Linked DNA regions of Mus musculus: region 1 is linked to region 2. Evidence: chromatin loops called from intact Hi-C (ENCODE). Cell type or tissue: gastrocnemius. All regions are shown on one strand.

Evidence for each region. A loop is a pair of places that touch in the nucleus more often than their neighbours do. Peaks named below come from ENCODE experiments on the same cell type or tissue, not always from the same donor. Only the 100,000 strongest peaks of a DNase experiment are listed, where the experiment ranks them.
Region 1: it touches region 2 in a loop (2.2-fold over the local background); 1 of 42 quality-filtered maps calls a loop at or near these places.

The regions. Positions count from the first base shown.
Region 1 is chr8:85,935,239-85,940,238 of GRCm38, forward strand. Phkb (phosphorylase kinase beta) reads left to right here. Exons shown (of 32, transcript NM_199446.2): 9 at 170-233. Among named protein-coding and RNA genes, the nearest start is that of Phkb, 97 kb to the left of the region's middle. In gastrocnemius, no CTCF peak of the experiment used is centred here; no DNase peak of the experiment used is centred here.
Region 2 is chr8:85,844,578-85,849,577 of GRCm38, forward strand. The region is part of intron 2 of Phkb (phosphorylase kinase beta); the gene reads left to right. Among named protein-coding and RNA genes, the nearest start is that of Phkb, 6.1 kb to the left of the region's middle. In gastrocnemius, no CTCF peak of the experiment used is centred here; no DNase peak of the experiment used is centred here; H3K4me3 peaks cover 104 bases; H3K27ac peaks cover 2,711 bases.

The DNA.
Region 1 (5,000 bases), 91 kb after region 2:
CCAGGTCAAGGTGAACCTAGAAATAGTTTTTGTGGGTGATTAGTATGAAAAATGAAACTAAAATAATGGAATGTGGGGATGGTGTTTTTCTCCTGTGTGTATTGTTATGAATGTTCATAAAGAAACTTGCCCATTGGATGTCAATAGTAATGTCTTCCCTTCTTTCTAGCTCTGTTGGTTTAGCAAAAGCAGCCTTAGAAGCAATTAATGGATTTAACCTCTTTGGAAACCAGGTAACTTAAAAACAAACAAACAACTAATTATTTGCATGTCTATCAAAGTCATTTATTTAAAACCTGTGACTACCTGAACTATTTGTGGCATCCTATGCTTGAGCAATTTTGCTTGGAAGTGATTAACCCCTTGAAGTTCACCTTTCATTGGTTGTTGGTACTAGGGTCCTGGTAAGTCTGATTTTGGTTGTTGGGTAAGCTCTCTACTCTCTAAGCTGTTTCTGAGGAGTTTCACATTTTTTCTATGTGTTCCTGGCATTGTGCACCATAAAGTTGACATGTCAGTGCTCATGTTGGTTTCAATTTTATTCATTTCATGCAGAGAGGGAATTTTTATAATGTCTGCAGTAGGGATGGGAAGTTGTGGGCCTAGTATAACTCTCCCTCCCTTTCCACCTTCCTTCCACCTCCCCTTCCCTTCCTCCCTCCTTCCCTTCCCTCCCCTCCCGATCTTCCCTCCCTCCCTCTCCACCTCTCTCTGGATAAATTGGAGCCCAGAAAAGTTACCTTAGATTTTCATGAGATCATTAAGCACTTTTTGCACTTACAGAATCTAAGAGCTGACAGTGGATTCCATTATTTTTGGAAGAGAATGAGTAAGAGAAAGCTCAGCATTGTGGGCCAAGCACTGGACTCATTTTCTTCAGGAACATTTGAAGATTCCTGAAATGCGACAGAGCAATGTGACATTGTATGTGATTGTGGCTAACAACTGGTTACTAGTGTTCTTAGTCACAGAGGTATGGTGCAGACAGTGGGTTCGGCCAAAACGATAAGAAAAGGAAGCCCAATAAGGAAGTTAACAAATTGGGGTAGGTTGTAAGTCTTCTAGTGTTTCTCAAGAAGACTGCCAGGCATCCTGGACTAAAGCAGCTTGGACCGGCTAGATCTTCCTAAGCTGCAAAGGAGAAAAGGGAGTGGCACTGACTCTCCAGGTCTGCTGTGATGCTGGTAGTGATTGGCTTGGTTTTTGTCATGGCGTTGCTTCCTTTGAAGTACCTGAGGCCATGCCTACTATTTAACAGCGAACCCCTCTTTTCTATGCACACTCCATAGAGCACACTCACTCACAGTCCACTGTGACTGCTGCCTTGCTGCTTGTTGAAGCTTTACTCTTCTGGAATCTGACCTGCCTAAGCAGGCATTTCAATCTTAGGTATAAATGTTCTGCCAGTATGATTTCTTAGCGTGTTTTTGAATCTTACGTGTACATTGGGCTCAGAGGAATTCTGAAAGCAGTCACTCATGACACATAAGCACCTTCCTGACCTAGTATAAAAGGCGCTGTTTAGAGTTTAGTTATCCCCTTAGAGTTTTAATGCTCAGAAAATTCTAAAGTGCGGCCAAGAGCGTAGCTGTTTTTAACATAACTCTGTGCTGAATGTTACTAAATGGATATTGGTCATTTATTAGTTCAGGTAGAAATGGAAACAAAATTGGTCATTTCTTGTAGCCACACAGAAGTAATGGGAATAGGTATGGAAAAAGAAAGGACAGTCACAAATGCCTCTTCAGATGAGGCACAACCTACAACCAACCAACCAGTCAACCAGTTGACATACCAAAGCATACATGAAAAAGTAAAAAAAAAAAAAAGGCCGGGCGTGGTGGCACTCGGGAGTCAGAGGCAGGCAAATTTCTGAGTTCAAGGCCAGTCTAGCCTACAAAGTGAGTTCCAGGACAGCTAGGGCTATACAGAGAAACCCTGTCTCGAAAAAACAAAAAACAAAAACAAAACCCAAAAAGCAAAAAACAAAACACCAAACAAACCCAGAAACTATCAGGTAAGCAATACTCCTTCCTGGTTAGGATCAGTGTTATTTCTTACTCAGAGCTGTCTTTTTAGCAGTTGTGTGGTAAAGGAAGGAGTCCAATGTCATAAATTCACACACGTTAATGGGTGTGCTCTCCTTGCTGAGATGTCTGTGTGGGACTCCACTCTCCGTAAGAATTCCCCGATTTAATGCCCTGCACACATGTCTGATATGCTAGTGCTTTTCTTGCTAGCTTTCTGGAGCACAGGCCCCCTGTTTACCCTCAGCCATCACATGCTATTACGGATCAGTGGGTAATCCTTCCCGTGTTGATCTTGGCTGGTTTTTGCTTGGTTTGTTGTTGTTTCCCATCCATCTTGTCAGAACTACTCTAACTCCTACCAGGACTGCACGGGACTTGTCACACTTGTCTTACTCCCAAGCTGTGCTCACTCAGAACGTGGCTTCCCTAGTGCTTCCTACAGTCTTCTGTCTAGTCACATCTTCTTGGAGAATCACAGCTTTGGTTTCTACTGTACACTTGTGTTATAGTTTCTGTGCCTAGCCCTGTTCTGCCATCACTCCACCCTCACTCAGTGTATCCAAGTCAGCCTCTTTTCAGTTCACCAAACCGACAATCTCGTGCTCAAGAGGAAGCAGCATCCCCTTGGCAGCTCCTGCACCTCCTGCAGCTCCTGCACCTCCTGCAGCTCCTGCACCTCCTGCAGCTCCTGCAGCTCCTGCACCTCCTGCTTGCACTGCCCTGTGTGGACTGCAGCTGAGCACCGGCTGGTTGCTGCTCTGCTTGCTTCTTTCTAGGGTCTTTCTAGATCTCACCTGGGCTTATTTACTTTTTTCATACTTTTCTTCTATCCTTTTAATTGCTTTCTGTTTTTTGCTCCTCTTAGGCTGTTTCTGTCCTAGGAATGAGTCTATCCAATTTTACCCTCATTCTTTTTCTTGATGGCTTGATGACTGATATAGCTACTAATCTGCCATCTTTATGAGAAGCCCTTGTTTCTCTCCAAAGTCAATTAGCCTAGGACCAGCCAGGGAAACTACCTTTCTGAGAACATCTTTCAAAGCTGTGCAAAACATGTGAGAAACTCCTGATGGCATCCACAAGGTCAGAAGACACTGTGAATGTCTACTCACTCTCCAGAGGCATGGAGCTTGCCCCCAAAATAATAGCACTAGTGACGCATGTGCCAACACTGGCCCCAACTCAGCCTCATTTCACTTACAGAGACTGTTGATGCTAGCAATATATAAGGGTCATAGATAATACCTTTGGCCTTTGAGACTGTGTCGGAAATATTTGTTCTGGTCATGAGGCTAAAGGGGAGAGGACAGCCTTCTGTACTTCTAAAACTCACGTCCTCATGGTAATGATCAAGGACTATCATCTTGAACATGTATTAGAATAAGCAATGACAGATACTAAGTTGGGCAGAACAGTTTGAGCTCTTAGCTATAAAGAGGCTCTGGGCAGAGTCAGCACATTATACGGAGTTGTGGGTTTAGAAAGTGGAAGATAAAAATCAATCTGGATACTGGAGAGATGGCTGCTGGGTAAGAGCTCTTTCAGAGGGCCTGGCTTCTGTTCCCAGCACCCACGTGAAAGCTCACAGCCATCTACAACTGCAGTCGTAGGAGACTTGGCATCCTATTCTGGGTTCTATGGGTACCAGGCACATATGTGAGGCACAGACATATATGTAAGTAAAACACTTATAAAATAAGTATCAAACAGCCAAAGTTAATAGGCTTTTTTCAAGTAATTCCTATAACACATCCTTGCCTTTAGTTGTGGAAGGCAAGAGACTGACAAATTCACTGAGGTCAAAGTCTGTAATTGGTGATGACAGACTGCTCATGTTCTGCAAAGTGTTCAGAGCAGAGCAGACGTTTGCTTTCCTTTGAAATCTGTAGGCCTAAAAGTGCACTCAAGCAGTTCAAAAAAGATTTCAAGCAGGTGATAATTCTCTGTGGGCTTTCCTCTATAATGTTAAAGACTTGCTTCTAAATGGGTATTAGCTGTCTGTGTCCTTGTTTGGTTTTGAGGGTTTGTTGTTGTTGTTGTTGTTGTTGTTGTTTCCCCTCCTGGAAGCCTGAGCTATAATGCCTATAGGATGACATATATTTTTATACAGAGATTAGTATTGTATCTCTGTTTTAGGAGGAAGTCACCTTATGAGATTATTTTCTGTTAGGCATGCATCTTAAAGGCTAGCAACTGAAAATTGGGGCCTCTATAAATACTTGAGGACTTTACTGAACTAAAGTTATTTATTTCTGCCTTGAAAATAGTAGTTTTACTATCATATGATGGAGAGAGTTGCCAAATTTGCCTTTTTAGTTACAAATTTATCTATCTATCTATCTATCTATCTATCTATCTATCTATCTATCCATCCATCCATCTATCATCTATCTATCTATCTGGTGCAATTTTAGACCGTTATTGGCCTACAGATACATTGTAGTTCCTGTCCTCTTGTGTATTCACAGACCCCCCCCCCCCCAACCCACTTATTTTTCTGCCATTCTTTCTAACAGTCTGCTTGCTGCTGCTTCCACCAGACTCTAGGCTCTGGCTTTGGTCTTCTCCTTCCCAGCTGATCTGGATTTAGTGCCAATGTCCATCTGAGCCAGGTGTGAGGTTTTCATACATTACTATGTATCTAATATCTGGGTCAGCTGTGTGTTCTAGAGCAGTGTTCAAATTCATTCTTGTTTTTCCTCAAAGTGAAGTATGCTGTACTCTGATGGGCAAGATACTTTAGGGTACGCTCTACAGTCAGTCGAAATGTAGGACCTAGGACTCTCTGTCTCACCCCAGTGTAGCTGCTGAGAGATCTTCGCTCATTCCCTGTTACCAAGTTTTTTTGTGAGGGTTAAAGATTTATTAAAGATGGTGATTTGAATGACGAATCATTCTGTTTTACTAGATAATGTTAATGAAGGCTTATACTAGAAAATTATTCTACCCAATTCTAGATTGATACCTAAA
Region 2 (5,000 bases):
GGGAATTGAACCCAGCTCCTCTGGAAGAATAATCAATGTACTTTAGCTGCTAAACCATGTCACCAGCTCTGTTTGCAAGTATTTTATTGAGAGGTTATTTTGTGAAATAGCTTGAGTAGTATTAGTGTTCTTTGAAAGACTGAACAAATTCTGCAGTGAGTTAATCAGATTCTGTTCCCCCCGCTCTCCACAACCAACCCCCTCTGGAAAATACCTTATTGCTTCAAACTCATTGGTTGTATATGTTTATATTGTTTATTTCAATCTTGGTTTAATTTTGGTGATTCATATGTATATATATATATCTATCTATAGATATATATATAGATATATATGTAATTTATTCATTTCTTTTAGATTACCTGATTTGGAAGAATATAGAAATTTAGGTTTTTTTCTTATGGTTTTATGAATTTTATTGTCATTTGTTATGATGTCTCCATCTTTATCCATTTTCTTAATTTGGATTGTTTTCTATCTTCTTGTTAAACAAGGGTTTGTCAGTCTTTTTATCTTTTGAAAGAATCAGTCTTTTCTTTCATTGATTTCCCCACCCCCTCCCCCAGAAAGGGTCTTACTATGTATTCCTGGATGTCCTACAAGTCACTATGTAGAACATACTGACCTTGAATTCACAGATATCTGCCTGCTTCTGTCCCTCAACTGGTGAGATCAGAGGCTTGCACCACCACCCTCAGCTCCTTTCATTAATTTTTACCCTGATCTTAATTATTTCTATCTACTGCTTTTGGATTTGACATGTTATTTTTCCCTCCTAATGCCTGACAGTGCATCATTAAGTTATTTATTTGAGAACTCTCATATTTTGAGGCAGGTATTAGAACTGTACTTATTGTGTTGCATAATTTTTGAAATATCTTGTTTTCAAGTTTATTTCATTTACAAAAGAAAAATTTTAAATTCATTGCTTAATTTCTGCAGTGACTGATTTAGCATTCAGTACTGTGTGGCTTAATACCTCTATGTTTGTATGCTTTGTGCATTTTCCCTAGCTTTGGATTATCAACTTAATTCACTGGGATCATGTTATATAAGGATGTTATTGCACCTTTCCTATAATTGTGAAGGATTACTTTGTATTTCAAATTTCATTTGCATAGAATACCCTTTTTCTGTCATTTTATTCCAAGGTTGTCTCTATCATTGGAAGTATGATGTTAACTTGGATTCATAAAAATGATAGATCTTGTTTCTTAATCCAGTGTATTAGTCTGTCTTCTCAGGGAGGAATTGAGACCACTGTTAATATTCAGTTGTTTTTGAAAGATGTGTGTTCCTGTCATGTTGATGATTTGTTGTTTTTCCCTAAGCCTCTGATCACCTGCTCTCATATTTATTTGTCCTTGTGGCCTCTTTGGTGTGTTTATTCTTCTCTTGTTTCACTTACACCTTCCTCTTTTCCCTCCAGAGCTGCCTTAGTGGTCATATATTCTTTTAGTTTGCTTTTATCATGGAAAGTTTTATTGCTCTGTCACTCATAAATGATAACCTTGCTGAGTATAGCATTCTAGGCTGGCAGCTGGCTGTAATCTTTCAGAACTTAGAATATATCTTTTTGGCTTTAAACAGTTATAATAGGTAGTCAGCTGTCCTCTAGTGGGCCTGCCTTTTCATGTCTCCTGGCCCTTGTGTCTTGTAGCTTTCAGTATCCTTTCTTCATTTTTTTGTCTTTAGTGTCTTAACTATTGCATGTCATGGGGAATCTCTTTTCTGTTCCTGTTATTTCTCTGTGAGTCTCTTGTGTTTTTAAGGCATCTCTTTGTCAAGAGTTAGGAAGCCATCCTCTATAATGTTATTGAAAGTGTTTTCTATGTCTTTGTCTTCCAGTTTTTTTCCTTCTGTGCCCAAATTTGTAGATTCAGTTCTTTGATGGTATCCCAGAGCATGCTTCCCCACTTATGCATTTAACAACTGATCATTTCCCATGAGAGGATGATTGAGTCCTCTTCCTAATCCTTTAGTTACTGTGTTCTGTCTCCCTTCATTCTGTCCACGATGCTTTCCACTGAACTTTTTGACAGTTTGAAATTTTTCATTTTTTTTGGGTTTTCTTCAGCAATTCTGTTATCTGCTGAATTCAGATTTCATCTCCTTAATTGTCTTTTTTATTTCATCTTACCTATTTGTGTTATCTTGGATTTCAATCAGTTTTCTCTTGTTCTCTCTTAATTTGTTCAGATGTTAGTAACCTCTTTCAATTCTTTGAACTGCTTGTAATTGTTCTTTTAATTCTTTGTGTTTGATCTTGTCTTACTTGTTCTCTTTGGGGACCAATACTATGATATTGGTAATTTTTGTGAGAAGCATATTGTCATGTGTGTTTGTGTGTGTGTGTGTGAATGCACATATGTGTTGCTTTTGTTTTTTCTGATGAGACATACTTCTGGTGTAACATGGTTGTGTCTTTTGCTTTTGTATTTAGCCTACTGAGTCAGAGCCTAGAAATGGGAGCCCTGGAGGAGGGCGGGGAGGGAGGACCAGGTAAGGAAGCTGCCTTACTGGGTTCTGCCCGGGATGCTTACACAGCGCCAGCTGAAAAGGCTGTAAGGATGGAAGAGCCAGTTAGAGTGGAGGGAAAGTTTTACATCAAGTTTGGGTCATCTGCAAGAGCAGTATGCACTAACTGTTGAACTACCCTCTTCAGCCAGGGTGTGTATATGTATGTGTGATGTGTTGGAGGTGGGGTTGTGCTTGCCCCAGTGTTCCTATGGAGGTCACAACAACTACGTGGAATCTCCTTTCTCCTTCCTGTGGGTTTCTGGGACTGAGCACAGCAAGTGCCCTTGTCCTCTGAACAGGCTCATTGACCCCGGCTCTTTTGTCCTTTGCTCATTGAGGGTTCTTTTGTTTGTCTTAATTTTTAAGCAATAGTTTCTGTTGGCTATCTTGGCTTTCCTACTAAAGAGTGAAACCTTTTGATGACTAAATTTACTCATTATTTCAGGGTACATAGAATGCTAAGGAAGTAGCTTTTACATTACTCAGTATTTGAAGGTCGCAGACCAGAAACTTTTTTTAAAAAATCAAATACATCAAGAAGCAAAGTAAAAAAAAAAATAAATAAATAAACTTAAGTATTAACCATTTTACAGTAATTTCTTCACTATTACTTTGAATATTTGCATTTTGATAGGTTCATCTCACCAAAATTTACAAGGCTATAAAGAAGTACATGGCAATTTATTTGTTAGAATAATATCACAATAAATTTACATCTATAATTTATTCATTTAGATCCAGCATTTGTACTGGAAATTATGTGCTTTATACATTTACATATTTCAATGGACATTGTTTTTGCAATGTTTTGAATTTTTATTGTATGTTTATATTAATAATCTGAGTGAAGCATCCCCTAAGGAGGGAAACACCAAATTCTGCAGCCTCAGATCTAATATCTCTGTTTTGTGTTGGAATCGTCTGCACTCTGAGTGGTTTGTTAGTCTCACTCTTCCTGTTCTATTGTATATAACACTCATAGCCCCTCTCCTAGGCAAGCTTCTCTCCATTCCCTCAGCTTCTCTCTGGGGAGTTCTTACAGTCCTGAATTGGGGACATAAACACAGTTCCATGGTGTCAATCTCAAAAATTTAGGAGTTTCCTTATTCTATTAGGGATTTTTAAGTCAGACTAAACTAAAATTTATGGCATTGATAAAGGAAAGAACTTCAGGCCTTGATAGTTTAAAGCGAAAGTTGAAGATTTTTTACAGGCAATTTAATATAGAGTTTAAGCATGAAGGTAAGAGAAGTGGGAGGGGCTCAAGGAAGGGAAGAAGACATACCCAAGGGCATGGACATGGGCTCTGGGGTGGGGGTGGTGCAGAGGCAGAAAGTAAGACATATCTGAATGTGGGGGTGGGCTTTTCAAGGGAGGGTCACAAAGACTCACCTCAGTTGTAGGTATGGGCTCCTCAAGGAAATGTTTCAGAGAGAAAGACATATCAAAGTGTGGGTAGGAATTCATCATGAAAAAGTCACAGAAAGTAAAGTATATCCAAGTGTAGGGGCTGGCTTCTCAAGGGAGAGTTGGAATTAATTACCTTAGCATTTGGCTTTGTATTCAATTTTGATAGGTCTCAAGTCATGTGTCCCAAAGTTTCTGATCAACGTATGTTCTCCTTTTCTCTCCTGGTGAGTAAGACTACAAGATGGCTCAAAATGTCTTAGATGGTATCTTAGTTTGCCTCCTATTGCTGTCATGGGGGGGTGAATGCAATGTGGGGAGCAAAGGGTTTATTTCATCTTGTATGTCACTGAGAGAGGTCAAGCAGGGCAGAAATCCGGACATAGGAACTGAACTGGAAGAAGTAGAAGAATGGGGCTTACTGGTTTGCTCCCCATGGCTTGCTTTGCCTGCTTTTCTTATAGAACCCAGGATCACCGACCTGCTCAAGGATGTCACTGTCCACAGTGGGCTGGGCCTCCTACACCAATCATTAATCAAGAAAATACCTACAAAGTGGCCAGAGTGAATCAGGAAGCATAGCCTCAACTGAAGCTCCTGCTCCATAGGTGACTGTGTCCTCGATCACAGTGACAAAATCTAGCCACAGAGGTAGAACCTTAACCTGGTGGGGTGAAGCAGGAAGCTACTAAAGATGCTCAAAGGGTTCATTATATGTCCTTCCCGTGTAAATAGACTTTGCAGTGACATTACAAGAAAAGCATACATTTATTGGTTAGAAAGGTAAACGCTTATACAGTTGCTATTCATGATGGATCAATTCCCATTTTGCTGCTGGTGGGAGTCTTCAATCAGACCCTAGCATGAGAGGTTTCTTTCCTTCTTATATACCCACAGTTTTCTGTCTCTCTGACTTATTGACATCTACAATATCCAAGGGCCTCCACGGCAACTCTGGCTTCACATTCGTGGGTTTTTGCAGTGGCCTCTTCTTGTAATTTTACGAGTGACTTATGCAGTAAAAGAGACATTTCTCTTTGTAATCCCTTAGGGAGTATATTAGGTATCAGTTA